2 separate regions of the Mus musculus genome follow, and region 1 is linked to region 2. Evidence: chromatin contacts called from ENCODE Hi-C or POLR2A ChIA-PET data. All regions are on one chromosome and are shown on one strand. The core of a region is the stretch at or near the end of the contact, and the rest is flanking DNA. Distances in the headings are between cores, read along the strand shown. Region 1 overlaps Stk38l (serine/threonine kinase 38 like). Region 2 holds the start of Med21 (mediator complex subunit 21).

Region 1 (4,271 bases), core at 46-2,545, 110 kb after region 2:
CTGCAGGGTGGTGCAGTGTCCTGGGATTGCCATTGCCCTGTGAATTTACCAGCCGCAGTGGGAGCTTCGCTATAGGCTACTACATAGCCTGTTGCACCACCTCTTGTCTGTGGACCACTTAGCTTGTTCTCCCCATGTCTGTGCTTCACTTCCATACAGTGAGGGGAATGGGGGAATGACCCCGTCACTTAACAACAGATAAGAAAATCCTCACGTCACTTAAGTATCAGCTTTCTGTAAGCAAAATTGCCTTTGGAAGGTCTTACCCTGTGTTCAGCTGTATTTTCCATAGTGTTACCTGTAGTTGACTTTAGAAAATTGTGCATGGCTTTAAATGCCAATGTTGCTTTAATGGAGAGTTTCCTGAGTTCTTATGTTGTATGGAAGGTTTCCTTGATGACAGCCAGGACACAGTTTTTAAAATTTCACCCTACATTTTTTTTTCTTATTGTGTGTGTATGTGATTTTTTTTTTCCCTAAAAAATCTAGGTTATATTCTGAAGACCATGAATCACTAAATTGCTGCAATGTTCAGGGTTCAGTAATAAAGTGGTCAGAAGTCAGTTGAAGAGCTCCTTAGCATTTTTTTAAGTCTTAAAATTTTTTGTGTTCTGATGTGTTGGGACAGGTACCTTCTGGATCATGTCAGAGTAGCTGGAATTGAGTGGTCCGTATGCTCAGGACAGTGCCAGTCAGAAGTCACATGTGTCTGTTTTTAGCTGGGAGCAGTTTCTTTGGTCACTTGTGATGACCAAAAAAGTCTCTTGGGAGAGTTAAAATGACTCAAAATTAGTAAAAATCACTCATGGCTATTTAGGTTTTAAGTTATACTCTTGACTATACTGTGGTTTAATTTTGGTGCTAATTTCTTGCTTCCATAAAGTATTACTTGTAGTTCAGAATTGTTCAGGTAGTTTTATCACTTTTGAGTTTAGTTGAAAAGGACTCCTCCGCAACATACACACATATACATGCACAAATGTGTGCACACACAAATTCATGCCCACTCTCTGAATATGAATGACGTGTGTGTGTGTGTGTGTGTGTGTGTGTGTGTGTGTGTGTGTGTGTATGTGTGTGTGTGTGTGTGTGAGAGAGAGAGAGAGAGAGAGAGAGAGAGAGAGAGAGAGAGAGAGAGAGAAAGAGAAAGAGAAAGAGAAATGCATGTGTAGTCTATTCCTATTAGAAGTTCACTTTTAGGAAAGTAAACAGCAAGTATCCCCAGACATGCAAGCTTTACCACTTGTCCAGACTGCTTCCCCAGCTGGCTCCTCCCCTCACCAGGATGTCACACCACCTCTCACCACTCAGCCCTTTCCCTGCCAGTTCACTCATTGGTGGTTCTCACATCACACCAAGCCCTCACTGTTGGCACAGTACCTGCATCTGGTCTGTCTACGCTTCCTTGGAATATAGAGGACACAAAGGGAGCAGGCTCCTCCTCAAATCTAGAACATTCTTTTGTTTCTCTTCTCTTCATGTTTCCCTTACCATAAATACTGTTTGAAGGTAGTTGAGCTCGGGCTTGTGCTGCCCTGGTTTGTGACTTTAAGCCTTTGAGTCATGGGCAGGAAAGGCACTTAAAAAGACAGTGATAATTTGAGCCCCTTAAATAATGCAGTTTTGCAGCTACCTGTAAAATCCTGCTTCCCTGAAAGGAAGTCTAAGCTATGCTGAAGAACTCACTGGGGTTTTCCTCAGTAGTCATCCTCCTCATCTTTAGTTTTGTTCCATGACACACTCTTGTCATAATTTTTTGGTTCATAGGACAAAATCCAGGTCCACTGTGGTACAGGGCACTGGCTCTGTGGCATGGTACAGGTTGACTCCCTGTCTCTGCCTCACTGCCAACATCTGAAGGAGCACTCTCCTCCACTGCAAAGAGCATCCTGTATCCTGTGGTATCTCTGTGCTTTGATTGGCGAGTAACATTGAACATTTCTATCCTTTTTTGTTTATTGTCCTTATTAAGGTCCTTGTTTACAGATTTAGTGTTAAAAAGTTTCATACGACATCTACATACATATTATATTTTGAGTTTTTAAATATATAGTGTTGAACTTGAGCCTACTGGCTTTCTGGCTTCCTCATATATGCCTATGAAAAGAGGCAGTGACTGGCACTCTTCATTAGGGACCCAGCATCTGGGGCTGCAGTCTGAGGACCTGCAGCCTCAGGCATCGGTACCACAAGTCAGGATGGATTAAGAGACTTCACACTGCTGGGCATTACAAGTAGCATCAAAGATACTGAGATGAAATTGAAAAGCTTTCTGCCTTTGAAGTTTGCTGGTAATGGGGACACATTTCTATTTATAGATATGCATGCATGTGTGTGAGTGTGTGTGTGTGTCTGTATCTGTGTGTGAATCCCACCAGCTCAGCTAACAAGTGCTGTACTTCACTGTTGGTAATATTTCTCTGATGAATTGGGGATCACTTGTTTAAATGAATAAGAAATTAAAGAACACTAGCATTATGTTTCTCAATCGGGGAATTCTAGGCTTACAGATTGTATCCTTTCTTTTTTTCTGGCTAGAAAAAGAGCTTTAATAAAAGACAAAAGCCAGTGTTGAGTCAGTTAAAGATGTGGGCTTACAGTGTAAAACAACTGATTATCCAGATCATTCTTTGAACTTTGAACACTTGTTAGTTTTTATATAATTAAAAATATATAAAGACAGTCTGTATCTGGTTAGAACAAAAAGTTCTTCGTTGTTAAAGCTAATCACTGAGACCTGGGGACCCAGCTTTACTGTGCATGCATCTTAGGAGGAAGTTTTCCTTTTGAAGGCAAACATTGCACCAGGTGTTTTGTAGCTTTGAACCTATGAAATGATTATATATGGGGCATAGGCACAGACTGAACTTCATTATATCCGAGTAGATTGTTTGCATGGCATGCAGGATCCCTATCTAGTGCTGCATGCATTGGTTACAGAGGTGATGATGGATAGCATTTGCTTTGACCTGGTTTTCAATCAAGCCATATGAACTTTCAGGTGTGTCTAACAAGAATGTAACGAATATGCTAATGACAGTTATAAAGTACCTAAGAATAGATTTTCATCAACATCTGTTTTTGGTTTTGGAGTAAAGTTTATTACATCATCTTCTGGGGGAGGAAAGAGACCTTGTCTGCTTATTCTATATATAGATCCAGATTTACAATGTGTATCTCAGGACCGTGTTTGTCTATATTTTCAATGCAGTCATGCTCCAGGGCTTGAGAATTGTTTTACATTCCCACACATGTTTGTGTAACACAAAACATCTTCAAAGATTTTTACCAGCCATTTTTCTTTCTCCTCTGGCCCACAGACCTGCTCCCAGAAGGAATTTTATTCAGCTTTGGAAGTTAGTGTGTCCTCTCCTCCAGCACTTGGCAGTGTCTGGGGCCCCAGGGAGACAGGCATTCATCAATCTTTGGCCATGCCCCTCCATCCTAAAGTCACTGAATGTTTCCATTGTTCTCTCCACATCAACCTGGTTTCCTGACAGCAGTCTGTCCCTTGCAGGAATGGAGTGAGTTGTGACAAATGCAGGTCCTGTTCCTCCTTTGTTCACCTCTTGCTGTGTAAGTCAGCACACTGCTGTTCTTTCTGTATACCAGTCTCCTGTAAGCTTGGGTAGGATAGAGTAGTTCAGAAATGGATTGGAGACTAGATTTCACACGTCATCAAACTGAGCAGGAGTATATTCTGCACCTCCCGGTTGCAGCTCGCCTGCTCCCTCCAAGGCTGTGTCTCCTCCACCTTCCTCTTTCCTTTCCCTTCTCCATCTTTCTTTCTGATTCATGCAGGCATTACTTACAAGTCATGTAACTCTATGATCTGTGTCACTTTGTGTTTTTTATTAAAGAGCCTTTATGAAAAGCTTGTTTCTTCCTTAGCTTTGTGAAAGGTTTGTGTTGGCCTGGAGTAGTACCGTTTTCTCTTGCCTGGTTTTCCCTTTGGGTGTTATCTTCTCAGCCACCTATCTTCTGGACATTTTCCTGTTTGTTTGCTTGTTGCCAAAAGAAGAGGCACAGAAAGTGTCCTGAATCCTTAGGAATTGTACTTGGTTGGAGCTTTTAAAGACCCTTGCCCCCAGAGTAGTGTTTATTGAGAAAAGTAGCTGACACTTGCTTCCTTAAGCTTTGACGGTCTGTGAACCTGGACATCATGTGTCTTGAAGAAGCTCTCTAGGATACTCATGCAGATGGTGTGCCTGTTGCTATTGAGGGTGAGCACATGCTGACATAAGGAAGCTGGCAAGTTCTGCCCTGAGCAA
Region 2 (4,470 bases), core at 314-2,813:
ATTCATGTTGATGGGCTATAATGTGATTGACGTGTGCTCTCTTGCCCTGCCTTGTAACAGGCCCGGATTTTAGCACAACTTACTCTACGATGAAGTATCATAAAACTGAGGATGTAGGCAGCACCACCTGCCAAAACGAAAATAAAAGTCCATATCAAAGTCCATAGTTCTGGGAAAGTCTGTAAATGTACTAACCTTGCTTTTTGGTTTCTGTAGTTACACTTCTACCCAACTATTTTTGTTAACTGAGTCATGTCAACTCAAGATACGAATTTTGTGCTAGAAAGTTCACCCTGAGGAAGGCTGGGATCCTGAATACCCAGTATAGTCGATGGCTGGCTAATCATGACTATCTGTTGGCTTAAACCACATCTGAGGAGTCTTCTCTGGTGGATACCTCCCAACCTCCTCATCTGTTATGTCCTCCTCTGTTAGGATTCACCAAGAAGGCTCTCTCACGATGACAGTCCACCTTGATAGTGGACTTCCCAGCCTCCAGAACACTGTAGGGAGTAAACGTTCTTTGTAATTGCTTGTCTGTGCTATTCAGTTGTAGCAACAAAAAACAGGCTCACATACCCACCCACCTCCAACTCCAGAAATGATCATCTTGGAAACTATGATAAACAGTTTGTCTGAGTTCCACAAACCAGGTATTTGCAGATTCAGGACTCACTTCCCATCAGAATATCCCCAGGCTAACAGAAATGACCTTTCTGCTATCACCCTTCACACGGAAAACTGTCAGGAAGCCCCAGTTCTAAATTTACATTCTGAAGCTGATCTTTCTTAAGATCGAACCTGCCTAGACCGGGCGTGGTGGCGCACACCTTTAATCCCAGCACTTGGAAGGCAGAGGCAGGCAGATTTCTGCGTTCGAGGCCAGCCTGGTCTACAGAGTTTGCACCTCCTACCTTCAAATGCTCTTCTTCCTCCTTTTCACTTTACTTATCACCCGTTCCTCATCACAGAGCTGTTTAATGCTTTCCATTTCCCCCAGGCACTCCCACTCAGAATTAAAGCACTAATCTAGTCTCCAGTTGGGTAAGCACCTCCTGCCCCAAACTAATTAGCCACCCTTTTCTAGCCATTTTGATTTCCTGGAGAATGTTAATTTCTCGAATTTAAATGTTGTGAATGGCGGGCTGCGAGTATGCTTTGTGGTATACCTGCAAAGTAAAAGCAAAGGAAAACAAGTGTTCCAGATAAACAAAACAAAGAAACGAACGAACAAAAACAAAACCCCTCACAAACAAAACACATTCCAGGCCAGCCAGGACTACACCGTGAGGCATAGCCTCGTCAGAGCTAACAGACAGAATGGAGGAAGCACCTTCCCTTCACAGGCTCGGTCCAGCGTAAACGCGAACCCGTAGCAGCTCAGCCTGCACGCGTCCCTCCTCCCCCACACCAGCCCTGGATCCCACCCGCCTGACGTCAGCAGGCCCGCAGGCTGGCCCCGCCCCTCCCCGGCAGCATGCTTCCTTAACCACGCCCCTCAAGGAGGAAGGCCTGTGATTGGTCCGGAGGCGTCATAAATTGGCCAATCGCTCGCGCTCTAGCAGCTTTTGCGCACCCTTGCGTGCGTGGTGAACATGGCGGATAGACTCACTCAGCTGCAGGACGCTGTGAACTCGGTGAGGGCTTTCCTCTGCTCGCCAGCCTTGCTTTCCTGACGCGGAGAGAGGAGGAAGGGGCGAGGCAAGGCCCCGGGGAGCGCGCAGATTGAGGTCGCCGCGGGCGGCGCACCCCGTGAGGCCTGGGTCTCACGTAGTCCACAGGGCGGGGTCTGAGGAGACGGGCCTGTCCTGAGGGGAGACCGGGCCGGGCGGCTTGTCCTGAGGGGAGGCGGGACCCGGGGGCCTGTCCTGAGGGGAGGTCGGAGCCGCCAGTCTCTCCTAAGGGAGGTGGGACCCGGGGGTCTCTCCTGAGAGGATGTGGGACCTGCCAGTCTCTCCTGAGAGCCATGGGACCCGGGGCCTCTGGTGAGGTGCGAACTTGAGGAAGGGAACGAGTGGCCGCTAATAAGGAGGGGACCCGACGACGGCCTCTCCTGAGGAGACTCAAGGTCTGCGGCCAGGTAGCCAGGAAGCGAGTACTCAAGTTCCAGGGATGCTTCTAGAACTTCCTTTGTGGGGCAGCACACGCCTAAGCACTTTTGTGTGTATCCCTCCCTCGCGTTTCAATTTCAACCTGCCAAACGGATTTCTCCTGTGATTCCACCTCTGAGGCTGAGACAGGAGGATTGCAGCGAGCTCCGGGCCAGCCTGAGCTCCAGTTTGATAGCCCATCTCAGAAAACAAAACACAAAAGACCACAACAAAGTGTTGAGTGTTTGTAGGTTGGTGTATGAGTGACCAGGGCGTGAGCTTGCCTTGCTTTCTGTAGGCCTTCACTCCTCCCTCCGCTCTTGGCGACTCCAGCACCAATGGTTGGAGAGTAACGTCTAGAAGAGGCCAGATCCTGGCCTCTCCGTTTCTTTGCATTTGTTTAAGTCTGCTTTACGATCTTCCCTAAGAGGCTCTTATAGGTGGAGTGAAGCTCTTACAGCACAGTACCACAGAACAGTGAATGTACACAAGAGGGATTTTTGTTTTGTTTTGAGATGGTCTCACTGTGTAGCTCTGGCTGACCTGCACACTGTGGAGACCAGATTGGCGTTAAAAACAAAAAAAAAAAACAGCCCAGTAATCAAAATCTACAACAAAAGCTCCTGAAAACTGCTAGCTTCTCTAACTTTGTCGCCTCTGGCTGTTATTCTGGCTTAATTGTACATGAATGGAAAACTAAATACTGAGCCTGGAATGGTGACCCACATCTTTAATTCCTGTAATCCCAGCACTTGGGAGGCAGAGGCAGGCGGATTTCTGAATTCAAGGCCACCTGGTCTACAGAGTGAGTTCCAGGAGAGCCAGGGCTACACAGAGAAACCCTGTCTCGAAAAAAAAAAACCAAACCAAAACAACAACAACAAAAATAGTGCAACAGTTTTCCATTGGTAATTAAAATCTCTTAGTGTCATTCTGGTTGTAGTTTGATGTAGAAGAGCCTACACAGTATATGCCTGCTGAAAAAAAAAATCTAAATACCTAGTTCTCTGGACAGTGTTTTTTAAACAGGAATGTTATAACAAGGCTTCTTGGTAATTCATCATTTTTGAGAGTACATTGAAATTGTGTATCTACTAGTGGGAAGACTAGTCTATTCTGTGTAAATAAAGTAGTTTTAAAGTTGAGGGGCTATCTCTTAAATGTTGATGAAGTCACCAAGGTACATTCTGTTTTGCAAAGATTCCCTGGGCTGCCAGCCAACCTCTCCCAAGAAAATACTTTTGTAATTTTACAAGTCTTTCTTGTTTTAATTTAAATTTTTTTGGTTTTACAAATCTTAATAATGCTGTGTAGAAGCTCATCTCCTAAGTATGCATATTCATGTAGGTCCTATAGTTAGGATGTTAAGGATACGATATAGTCTTAGGAGTACTGATAATTGAGTTAATATGTATGCCTACTGTGTCTACAGGGAATGTGTTTACAAAGAACTATTCTAGGAGCTTAGAAAGATGTCATAAACTCAAGAGACTTTTAGATGATGCAAACAAACCCCATATGTGGCTAGGGAGTTACAGTGGATTGTTTTCAGCTCTTAAGAGCTAAAGTAGATTGGAACACAGAGCAATATTAACATTTGTTCTGCCATCTGGAAACTCCATGTTCATTTCTATAATATATACAGTACTTGTCATGGAGTTGGTTTTTCAATAAATATTTTTGAACAGATTAATAATGGGTCTTGAATGAATTTACAAGACAGAACACTAGCTGCTGTATTGAGTAAGCTTCATTTATATTTTTCTTTCTTATGACAGTGCTGCTAAATAGAACACTGCAACTTAGAAAGCCAACCAGGTTAGCTTTTCAATGACAATTCAGAATTTTACATTGAAATAATGACAGCAAAACAATAGAAATGTTTATTGATTGGAAATACTAAATGAGGCTTCAGGGGTTAGGACTAGTGAGAACATATGTTTAGTTTGTGAATGGTGTGAACTTATATTCTCAAATTACTTAAATGCAATGCTTTTTAGTTTTGCTTCTTTTGAGGCAGAATCTTATGTAACTCTGGCTGGCCTAGAACTGTCCACATACTCCAGGATGGCCTCAAACTGACAGATCTGAGTGCCTCTGTCTCTGCCTCTCTTATGCTGAGATCCATCATGCCCCAAAAACAAACAAATTTAAGCAACAAGGTTACAACTTGAATCTTGAAGAATACATTTCTGATAATTTACAGTTTAAAAAAATTTTTGTTTTTCATGTAGTACAAACTGGCCTCAAACTCCCTTACATAGTTGAGGATGGCGACCTTGAACTGCTCTTCCTTGCCTCCATCTGATCATTGGGTTACATGTATATGCTGTTACTCCTAAATTTTTGTTCAGTACTGGGGATCTAATTCAAGAATCAT

Evidence for each region. Hi-C counts contacts between places; a loop is a spot of excess contacts on that map. ChIA-PET counts read pairs that join two places held with the same protein, here RNA polymerase II (POLR2A).
Region 1: a loop to region 2 is called in a map of mouse embryonic stem cell, with 2.0 times the contacts of the local background. The contact joins the enhancer-like site here to the promoter of Med21 in region 2. A Hi-C loop is called at or near these places in 3 of 37 maps with a recorded cell type or tissue (Patski, mouse embryonic stem cell and mouse trophoblast stem cell). POLR2A ChIA-PET finds 5 or more read pairs at or near these places in 3 of 5 experiments (Patski and embryonic stem cell).

Annotation. Positions count from the first base shown.
Region 1 is chr6:146,750,561-146,754,831 of GRCm38, forward strand. The region is part of intron 1 of Stk38l (serine/threonine kinase 38 like); the gene reads left to right. Among named protein-coding and RNA genes, the nearest start is that of Stk38l, 28 kb to the left of the region's middle. Within about 2 kb of position 1,296, at least 1 of the 3 ENCODE cell types and tissues checked has a DNase peak (open chromatin) inside an H3K27ac peak, as active enhancers do.
Region 2 is chr6:146,641,016-146,645,485 of GRCm38, forward strand. It overlaps Med21 (mediator complex subunit 21), which reads left to right and starts at 1,564. Exons shown (of 4, transcript NM_025315.3): 1 at 1,564-1,637. The coding sequence starts at 1,596.